2 separate regions of the Homo sapiens genome follow, and region 2 is linked to region 1. A link is a contact called in ENCODE Hi-C or POLR2A ChIA-PET data. All regions are on one chromosome and are shown on one strand. The core of a region is the stretch at or near the end of the contact, and the rest is flanking DNA. Distances in the headings are between cores, read along the strand shown. Region 1 has its middle 93 kb from the start of LINC00604. Region 2 has its middle 130 kb from the start of PTGER4.

Region 1 (4,746 bases), core at 1,730-4,229:
CAACTGTACAGAGAGAGAGAAACCAAAAATCTGACTGGTAAGAAATTCTTACCCTTTTGCCAGCATGCCAGGCTTCTGGGTTCCCTTTCCCTGAGCGGCCCTAGTGACTCAGCTTGCTGTATCATTGCAATGGGGCCAAGCTGCATGATAAAGGAAAATTATATTTTTTTGTTCTGGCCAGAGTAAAATATGTGTGATAAAACATAGACATTAGCCACTCTGCTTAGCACTTAATATCAAACTGGCAAGGCTTAAGTTTGCCCCTGGTTGGGCCCCATCATCATTAATCCAACCTCTGACCATGAGTTTCAACATGTGGTCTCTGGGCAAGATGGTTGCCCTGAGCAATAGGCAAGATAAGAAAGGGAAAGGAGAGAGAGAAAAGCATTGCCTGTGGCAGGGTGGGGAAGGCAAAAAGGCCAGAGAAGATCACCCCCCATTCCAGCGACACTGAAAAGTTCAGGTGGCTGCTTTTTTATAGCAAAGGGATCTTTTCCAGCAGTGTCATCATCTCTCATGTTTCCCCTTTTAGGGAGGAAAAAGCTCCCTATGTCCCACAATCCTGTACATTCCTAATCCTGTCACCTGCAGCCGTCAGGAAAGAGCGCAAGGCAGATTATTCCAAGGAGAATAGCAGTTGACATGCTGTAGTGCCAAACCCATTCTTAGCCAAAAGGAACTTTACTGAGAGCCCTCATTTTCAAATGTACTTCAATGCATTGTTGTTCATTCTGATGTTCCACTGTGAGTTATCTTTAGTAATATTTTGGTGTTTCTGTAAGACTTCGCTGCCTCCCAGACCTAATGTATAAGCCAGAAGGAACTCAGTTTTCCAGAAATTAAGGATCCCATTTTTACCTAAAATATTGACTTTACTCTCAGGTTCTCTTGATTAACTTAGCCAATGATTGTTTTTTTCCTACCTAAGCGCACAAGAAAAATGAAAAAAAGGGGTAGAACAGAAAAATTCCTGTGAATTTTCAAAAGACAAATTTTATAAACCCTGCAAAATACTGCTTACTACCAGTTCCTTTCTGACCTAGTCAGATATAAGAGGCCTCTAACTGGATTCAAACCAGTTAATTCCCAGATCAAATCCATTCTTGGACCCAGTCCAGTTTCTGTCACAACTCTAAACCCAGTTTGGATCAGAAATCTGCTCAAAGAAACTCGGAGAGCTCAAAACGCAAATCCGTGGAGCTCCAAAATCTGAGAGGGAGCTTAACCGTGATCCCCAGCTGCTCTGAGAGATCAATGGACACAAGTGAGTCCTGCAGGTATCTTGAGTGTTCACTCAGCACTTCTGGGGGTCACTGGAAGCTCCACTTCGGATCCTACTCCTGACACCATCTGAGAAAAGAAAAACTTCAGCCAAATTAATTTAAAGGAGTTTAATTAAGCAATGAAAGATTTGCAAATCGGGCAGCCCCCAGAATCACAGCAGATTCACAGAGACTCCAGGGGTGCCTCGTGGTCCTTGTGGTCAGAACAAATTTATAGACAAAAAAGTTAAAGTGACAAACAGGAATCGGAAATTAGGTACAGAAACAGTGAGATTGGTTACAGCTTGGTGTTTGCCTTATTTGAATGCAGTTTGAACATTCAGCAGTCTATGAGTGGTATAGCCACTGGGATTGGCCAACACTCAGCCATTGTTACAGGTGCCTACTATTAAGTTAGGTTTTCAATTGTGTCTGACTATTAAGATAGGTTACAGTTCATCCACAAGGACTCAAATATAGAAGTATGGAGTCTTTCTCAGGCCATATTTATCTTGCTTTAACTCTATCTTCTATTTTATAACCATTGGTTCCTCAATAACATCTAGAATGCCACAAATCACCACAAAAGTAAAAACTGGGTGATGGATTAAATGAGAGGGAGGGAGGGAGGGAGGGATGGATGGATGGATGGATGGATGGGAAGAGAGAGAGAAACATATGTCCTTGACTCTTTATTTTGGTGATTTACACCAAGAAAAGAAAGCTAACAAACTGTTTAATCAGAACTATATCAACTTTTAGGTTTAAAAAATTATTTTGTGAAAAATCCATTAGAATGTTTCAGAGATATGATGATTGGTATGCAGATAAATTTCATTTTTAAATATTTGGTTAGAAAAAGTTAGAATTTTTCAAAATATAAAATTATGAATTACATAAACACTCAATCATATTTTGTCCCTTTTGATAGATTATGTGAGTAAAAGAAACGCAAAAAGACAAAAGAATATAGATGGATTCAATGACATATAAAATCTTTATAATCTAAGCCAAATAAAATTATATAGCACTGGCAACTTTGTCATGACTAAATTTATGAGTGTAACACTAAATAATGAACTGTTTTGTGTGTGACTTATAAAGTAGACTCATTGTTGAATGGGAGAAATATATTATCCAATGCATTTTGAGCAAGATGAAATGTAAGGTACCATTTTTATAGAAATATTTTAGAGGAAGCTGTTCAACATTGGAGGATAATAGCCGTTACTTATAAAATACAGCATTTCCCCTCTGATTCATAGGAAAGTAACAAGATCTTTATCAGAATGTTCTCATTTCCACATAATTCAAATACCATGTATATCAAAAAATAACAAGTAAAGACAAAATTTATTAAATTTTAGAATATGAATGGCATTGATCATAGTGAATACATTTGACAAAATCAAATAACCAATGGAGCATATTCATTTTGGTGAGTATTCTTAGTAAAGTCTTTAGGTCTCAGTTTCTTTTGAAAAATAAACTGGTTGTGAATATTACATGAGATAAAATAAACGGAAAGGCACATTGTAAAAGAGTGATAAAGCAATACATAAATATAAATTCTAAATGTTATAACATTGTGCATAGTCATTGTGCATGTTAAATGTTCAAAAAATAACTGAGTTAATGATTGAGGCATTGCAGGAAGTCTGGGGTGAGGCACTTGGCAGGAACTGCCACACAGGACTATTTTCTTCACTATGACAATGCTCTAGCTGAGAGTGAATGTTTTTAATATAAATGGTTTTACTCAGCTTAACAACCTACTGGATTCACTATTACAGTCATGAGTCATTTAAGCACAGGGACATATTCTGAGAAATGTGTTGTTAGGCTATTTTGTCATGTGAACATCGCAGAGTGTACCTACATAAACCTAGATTGTGTAGCCTACTATGCTCCTAGGGTATTGCTCATAGGCTGCAAATCTGTACAGCATGCGATTGAACTGAATTTTGTAGGTAGTTGTAACAAAATGGTATTTGTGTGTATCTACACATAGCTCAATACAGAAAAAGTACAGTAAATATAGGTTATAAAATATTAAAAATGATATACCTGAATAGAGCACTTACCATGAATGGAGGTTACAGAACTAGTATTGGCTTGGGTGAATTTGTGAGTGAGTAATGAATGAAGGCTTAGGACAATACTGTACACTACAGTAGTGTCAGTAATGTTTAAACTGTGCACACTTAGGCTATGCTAAATTTATTCTTTTTAGTTTTCTTCAGTAGTAAATTAACCTTAGCTTACTGTAATTTTTTCTTCATAGACTTCGTAATTTTTTAACTTTTTAACTCTCTCATAACTACACTTAGCTTAAAACACGAACACTTTTTTCCTTTATATACTTATTCTATAAGGTTTTTCTATTATTAGGCATTTTTTTTTACTTTTTAAACTTTTTTGCTAAAAACTAAGACACAAACACACACATTAGTCTGGGCTTACAGGGGATCAGGATCATTAATATCACTGTCTTCCACTTCCAAATCTTGTCCAACTGGAAGGTCTTCACAGGTAGTAACATGCATGGAGCTGTCATCTCCTATGATAACAATGCCTTCTTCTGGAATACCTCCCGAAGGAGCTGCCTGAGGCTGTTTTACAGTTAGCTTTTTTGATTTTAATAAGTAGAAGAAATGCACTCTAAAATTACAATAAAAAGTATAATATAATAAAACATAAACCAGTAACATAGTTGTTTATTATCATTACCAAGTATTATGTACTATGCATAACTGTATGTGCTACACTTATATATTCCTGGCAGCACAGTAGGTTTGTTTACACCAGCATCACTATAAACATGTGAGTAGTGCCTTGCCCTACTACATTTGGATGGCTACAGTGTCACTAGGTGATAGCAATTATTCAGCTCTGTTATAATCTTATTCAACCACTTTAGTGTAAGCAGTTCATTGTTGACCAAAATGCTGTAATGCAATACATGACTGTATTTAATACTGTTTCCACTATTCAAGCACAACAGATCATTCATCATCACAATATTATTATAATCAATACTATTCAAAGGAGAAAACACAAGCTCTGGAAACAATTTCAAGATAGGAGTTTAACTCACTAATGCAAAAAAGACACATCATCAAAAAAGCAGTATTCAAAATGTGAGGTTGATGACACTTATGATATCATTATTCATAGGATGAAGAATTCTGGCATTTCCATTCATCTTTCTACCACCTATATGTCTAAGGCAGACATTGCAGAGCAACTACCTCAACAACCTTACAGCCCTTTTCCTTATGCCTTTCTATAATGCAGAAACAGGAAACTAAAACAAAATGACATTTCTCAGACTGCTTGCAGCTGAATTTTAAAATATGATTTAGATCCAGATGGGATTAAGACTTGGGCAACAGAATGAGAAAGAGGGCACCTTTCTGCTGCTTCAGATAATTCTGCTGGCAAACCCAATGGTGGTGGTAGTTGGATTTCCAAAGCAGCAGTA
Region 2 (4,547 bases), core at 640-3,139, 220 kb after region 1:
TGGTTTTCTGCCTTTAGATCTTTGAGGAATTGCCACACTGTCTTCCACAATGCTTGAACAAATTTACACTCCCACCAGCAGTGTAAAAGAGTTACTCTTTCTCTGCAACCTCACCAGCATCTGCTGTTTCTGGACTTTTTTTTTTTTCTGACTGGCATGAGATGATACCTCATTGTGGTTTTGATTTGCTTTTCTCTAATAATCAGTGATGTTGAGGTTTTTTCATGTGTTTGTTGGCCACATGAATGTCTCCTTTTGAGAACTGTCTGTTCATATCATTTGCCCACTTTTTAATGGGGTTGCTTGTTTTTTTCTTGTAAATTTGTTTAAGTTCCTTATAGACTCTGGATATTAGACCTTTGTCAATGGGATAGATTGCAAAAATTTTTTCCCATTCTGTAAGTTGTCTAGTCATTCTGATGATAGTTTCTTTTGCTCTACAGAACTTTAGTTTAATTAGATCCCATTTATCAATTTTGCTTTTATTGCAATTGCTTTTGGTGTTTTTCATCATGAAATATTTACCCGTGCTTATGTCCTGAATGGTACTTCCTAGATTTTCTTCTAGGGTTTTTATAGTCTTGGGTCTTACATTTAAGTTTTTAATCCATCTTGAGTTAATTTTTGTATAAGGAAGTGATCCAGTTTCAATTTTCTGCATCTGAGCCAACTAACTTTTAAAAGACAGAGTGATGGCTTGAAGATGTGATAAAAATTATTAAAACTCAATAAAAATTTTGAAAGTAAAACAAAGATCCAAATCACATAAGAGAGGCCCAAGAATAAAACTAAGGGAGAGAAAGTATTGACAAACCCAAACACACGCACACTCACCCACCCCCCCACCCACACACACGAAATGATTGTGCACTGTGATGGTTACTGTTGAACATCAATTTGATTGAATTGAAAGGATGCAAAGTATTGTTCCTGGGTGTGCCTGTGAAAGTGTGGCCAAAGGAGATTAACTTTTGTGTCAGTGGACTGGGAGAGGCAGACCCACCCTCAATCTGGGTGGGTACCATCTAATCAGCTGCCAGTTCTGCTAGAATAAAGGAGGCAGAAGAAGTTGGAAAGAGCAGACTTGCTGAGTCTTCCGGCCCTCATCTTTCTCCCATGCTGAATGCTTCCTGTCCTTGGATATCAGCCTCCAGGTTCTTCAGCTTTTGGACTCTTGGACTTACACCAGTGATTTGACAGGGGCTCTCAGACCTTGGGCCACAGACTGAAAGCTGCACTGTCAGCTTCCCTTCTTTTGAGGTTCTGGGACTCGGACTGGTTTCCCCACTCCTCACCTTGCAGACGGCCTATTGTGGGACTTTACCTTAGGTGAGTCAATTCTCCTAATAAACTCCCTTTCATGTATACATATATCCTATTGTTCTGTCCCTTTAGAGAACCCTGACTAATACGGGCACAAAGAAACACAGACAAGAAACTTCTAGTAATGAATGGGGAACTTCTGAGAAGTAAATCTGATGACACTGAGTGTGTCAGTCTTATCTGACTATGTTTATAGAAAGGAAAAGAATCACAAACTTGGGATTGTTTCCTCTCATATTCCAATCAATAGTAACTTCCTTTTCACAATGAGACTTTAAACAATTAGGGAAACATTTCAGTTTCCAGCTAATGGATTTAAGAGTGATTGCTATTTCAGGAAAAGCACTTCATCCAATTGTAGGCATGCCAAAGGTGGAAGAAAGGGGAACTGAAGAAGCGTAAACTGTACTAAAGGCCTCCACAGCTGGCTTTGAATCCACTGAGAAACTAATATTCTTTCCCTAATAATCTCTTAAAGACTTTAGGTTGCTTTCATTCAGGATGAAAATGTGCTGGCCTAAGAACAACTGTTGACTCAACACTTGAGCATCAAGGAGCTAGACGTTCTATTTACTGTGCCAATGCCAGGCATTCCTGCGTAATGTGCAAGCAGTGCTTGAGAAAATATACATAGAGTGGGGGTTCAAATACCGAGATACCAGTGTTCTAGTTAATAGCATGTTCAAACCTACCACATTTTTTCCTCCTGGTAATTATTCCAGCGCCTCTGGATATTCTCTTGCTGTTCACCAGAGAGCAAAGTAGGGCAGAGAAAGGACAAACACCCTAGGTCATCAACACTTTGGCCACAGATATCTTGAACACTGTAGGTAATCTGTTATTTTAGAGCCTACTTTTCCAGAATTCACCCTCATATGTGACCTGCACCAGTGCTATGTTGTTTTAAATGTATTGAAATATGTTCTTGCTTTATGGAGGCATCAACAACATCAACTCACTTGCAAATACCAATGTGTCAAAATTTGATACAGATACTGATATTAATATGATATAGAAGGATGATAATTAAGCTTGGATAATTTTATAAAGATAATTGGCATCAAACTAATAAGGCACATTTATGCATTATATATTTGCTAAATTAATGTCTTATTTAGTTATTTATAATATTTAAGTGTCTTCTCTGTTGATTTCGTGTTATTAGCTTATGTCATTTTCTGTGTGACTAAATTGTCCTATTAATTATAGTGTAAGAGCTCTGTAGTGTGAAATTTAAAAAGCAAATTATAATATATAATTCTTGTTATGATATTGTATCAATTAGGAATAGTTTTTTGCAAGTAACAGAAAACTTGACTGATAGGCTTAAGTCACATGGACATTACCTAACAAAGAGACCAGAGAAAAGCCAGCCCCGGATTGAGTCAACGGTTCAATTATGTCATCAAAACACAAGGTCCTTCAAATTTTCTACTCAATCAGCTTTGGTATGTATTCAGTGTTTTCCCTCAAGGTTAAAGATAGCTAACAATGGCCAGGTGTGGTGGCTCACACCTGTAATTCCAGCACTTTGGGAGGCCAAGGTGGGCCGATCACCTGAGGTCAGGAGTTCGAGACCAGCCTGGCCAACATGGTGAAACCCTGTCTCTACAAAAAAATACAAAAAAAATTAGCCAGGCATGGTGGCACATGCCTGTAATTTCAGCTACTTGGGAGGCTGAGACAGGAGAATCACTCGAATCCAGGAGGCGGAGGTTGCAGTGAGCCAAGATCACGCCGCTGCACTCCAGCCTGGGCCACAAGAGTGAGACTCTATCTCAAAAAACAAAAAAGATGGCTAACAACAATGCTCCAAAGAACCTGTCTTCACACAACAGTAGGACTTCCCCAGCATATTCCTCACATTTTCTTTTCCAGAACAGGATCACATAGCCATCCCAGGTAAGTCACTGTCAAGGAGCAACAAGATTGTCGTAATTGCTTTACACCAAAAGTGACTTATATCCAGGGGCTGAGTGCATTGGAATGGAACATAAGCAACCAACAGAGTCTACCACAGGTACGTGTGGCCCCTTCCAAATCCAAGCATGTAATAGCGATCCTAGTATACAACTAAATGGTGGTAACTAAATACCTCTCCCCATTTTGTATTCCTCTCTTAGTCTCTTCCTGTCTTTCTCTGTTTCTGTAACACACACATACACACAAACACACACACACACACCCCAGGACTAATGAGCCATGAGGCCAGAAAGCCAGATAATGCCAAAAGACGTGAGTTCCAAAGCAATCCTAAGACTATTGCCTCCCTGCAGTTAAAGTGCCTTGTCCACAAATGTATGTGCGGCTATAAGCTTTCATTTTCATACTTTCAGTCTTGCAAACTACAATTGAAGCTGATGAAAAAATATGATTACAGGCTTTGGCACTTGAGTGCCCCCATGGATTTATCTGCATACTAACAGGTCCTTTCCTGCATAGAGAGGCACCACCTTTAATGTCAATAGAAAGAAACAAATGCCACTATTCATTGTCCTCAGCTAGGATTTGACAAAGATGAGTGGGAAAGCAAGAGGACAAAGACAGGAAAACAACTTTATTCTCTGTTGAGAAATGCAAAACTGTGAAGGAGCAGGTCTAAAGGTTCCACAGAGAACCCCAAATATCATTTTCTTCTATTAATTGCCTATCAGCCCTATCCAGCTCTCACTTTTACCAAACGCTGGCTAAACAGTTTCTGCAATCTACTTCACATCCCACAAAGATTGTGTTGGGAAAAGTATAAGACCTCTGGAATAAAAAGGTCAGAACGCTGCTCCAATCCCAAGATCAAAGAGCTCAGGGACAATACATACACCCCCTCACCTCTGTCAAATCATCTTTTGGACACAGTGTCTCTTTCAAAATAGGGGGCAAGAGGTCATACTTCTGTGTTAAGCATTGGTCCCTATTAAGTACACATATATTGCAAATTCATTCAAAACTGCTTTAGAGCATACATATGGCAATCTGGCAGATCAAGGAAGCTTTCCAGACTTGTAGTCCATATGTAATAAGAGGACATAAAACAAAATGTAAAACTGAAGTTCAAATAAACTTTGTAGTGGAAGTAGTACTTTCTGTTCACAGCTACCATTCTCATCATCAGTTATATCATCAAAAGTCCCTGACTGCATGACACCAAGCTGGATGCTTCATGTGACTCAGGACTGATATCAGCAATGCCAGGTGGTAGAAATAACAGGTAGTTCACCGAGCTGACC

Evidence for each region. A loop is a pair of places that touch in the nucleus more often than their neighbours do. ChIA-PET counts read pairs that join two places held with the same protein, here RNA polymerase II (POLR2A).
Region 2: a map of endothelial cell of umbilical vein shows a loop between it and region 1 (6-fold over the local background). The contact joins two enhancer-like sites. A Hi-C loop is called at or near these places in 1 of 168 maps with a recorded cell type or tissue (endothelial cell of umbilical vein). POLR2A ChIA-PET finds 5 or more read pairs at or near these places in 1 of 52 experiments (OCI-LY7).

What each region holds. Positions count from the first base shown.
Region 1 is chr5:40,330,637-40,335,382 of GRCh38, forward strand. No RefSeq gene overlaps it. Among named protein-coding and RNA genes, the nearest start is that of LINC00604, 93 kb to the left of the region's middle. Within about 2 kb of position 2,980, at least 3 of the 41 ENCODE cell types and tissues checked have a DNase peak (open chromatin) inside an H3K27ac peak, as active enhancers do; they include endothelial cell of umbilical vein, where a contact is called at or near this core.
Region 2 is chr5:40,550,487-40,555,033 of GRCh38, forward strand. No RefSeq gene overlaps it. Among named protein-coding and RNA genes, the nearest start is that of PTGER4, 130 kb to the right of the region's middle. Within about 2 kb of position 1,890, at least 4 of the 41 ENCODE cell types and tissues checked have a DNase peak (open chromatin) inside an H3K27ac peak, as active enhancers do; they include endothelial cell of umbilical vein, where a contact is called at or near this core.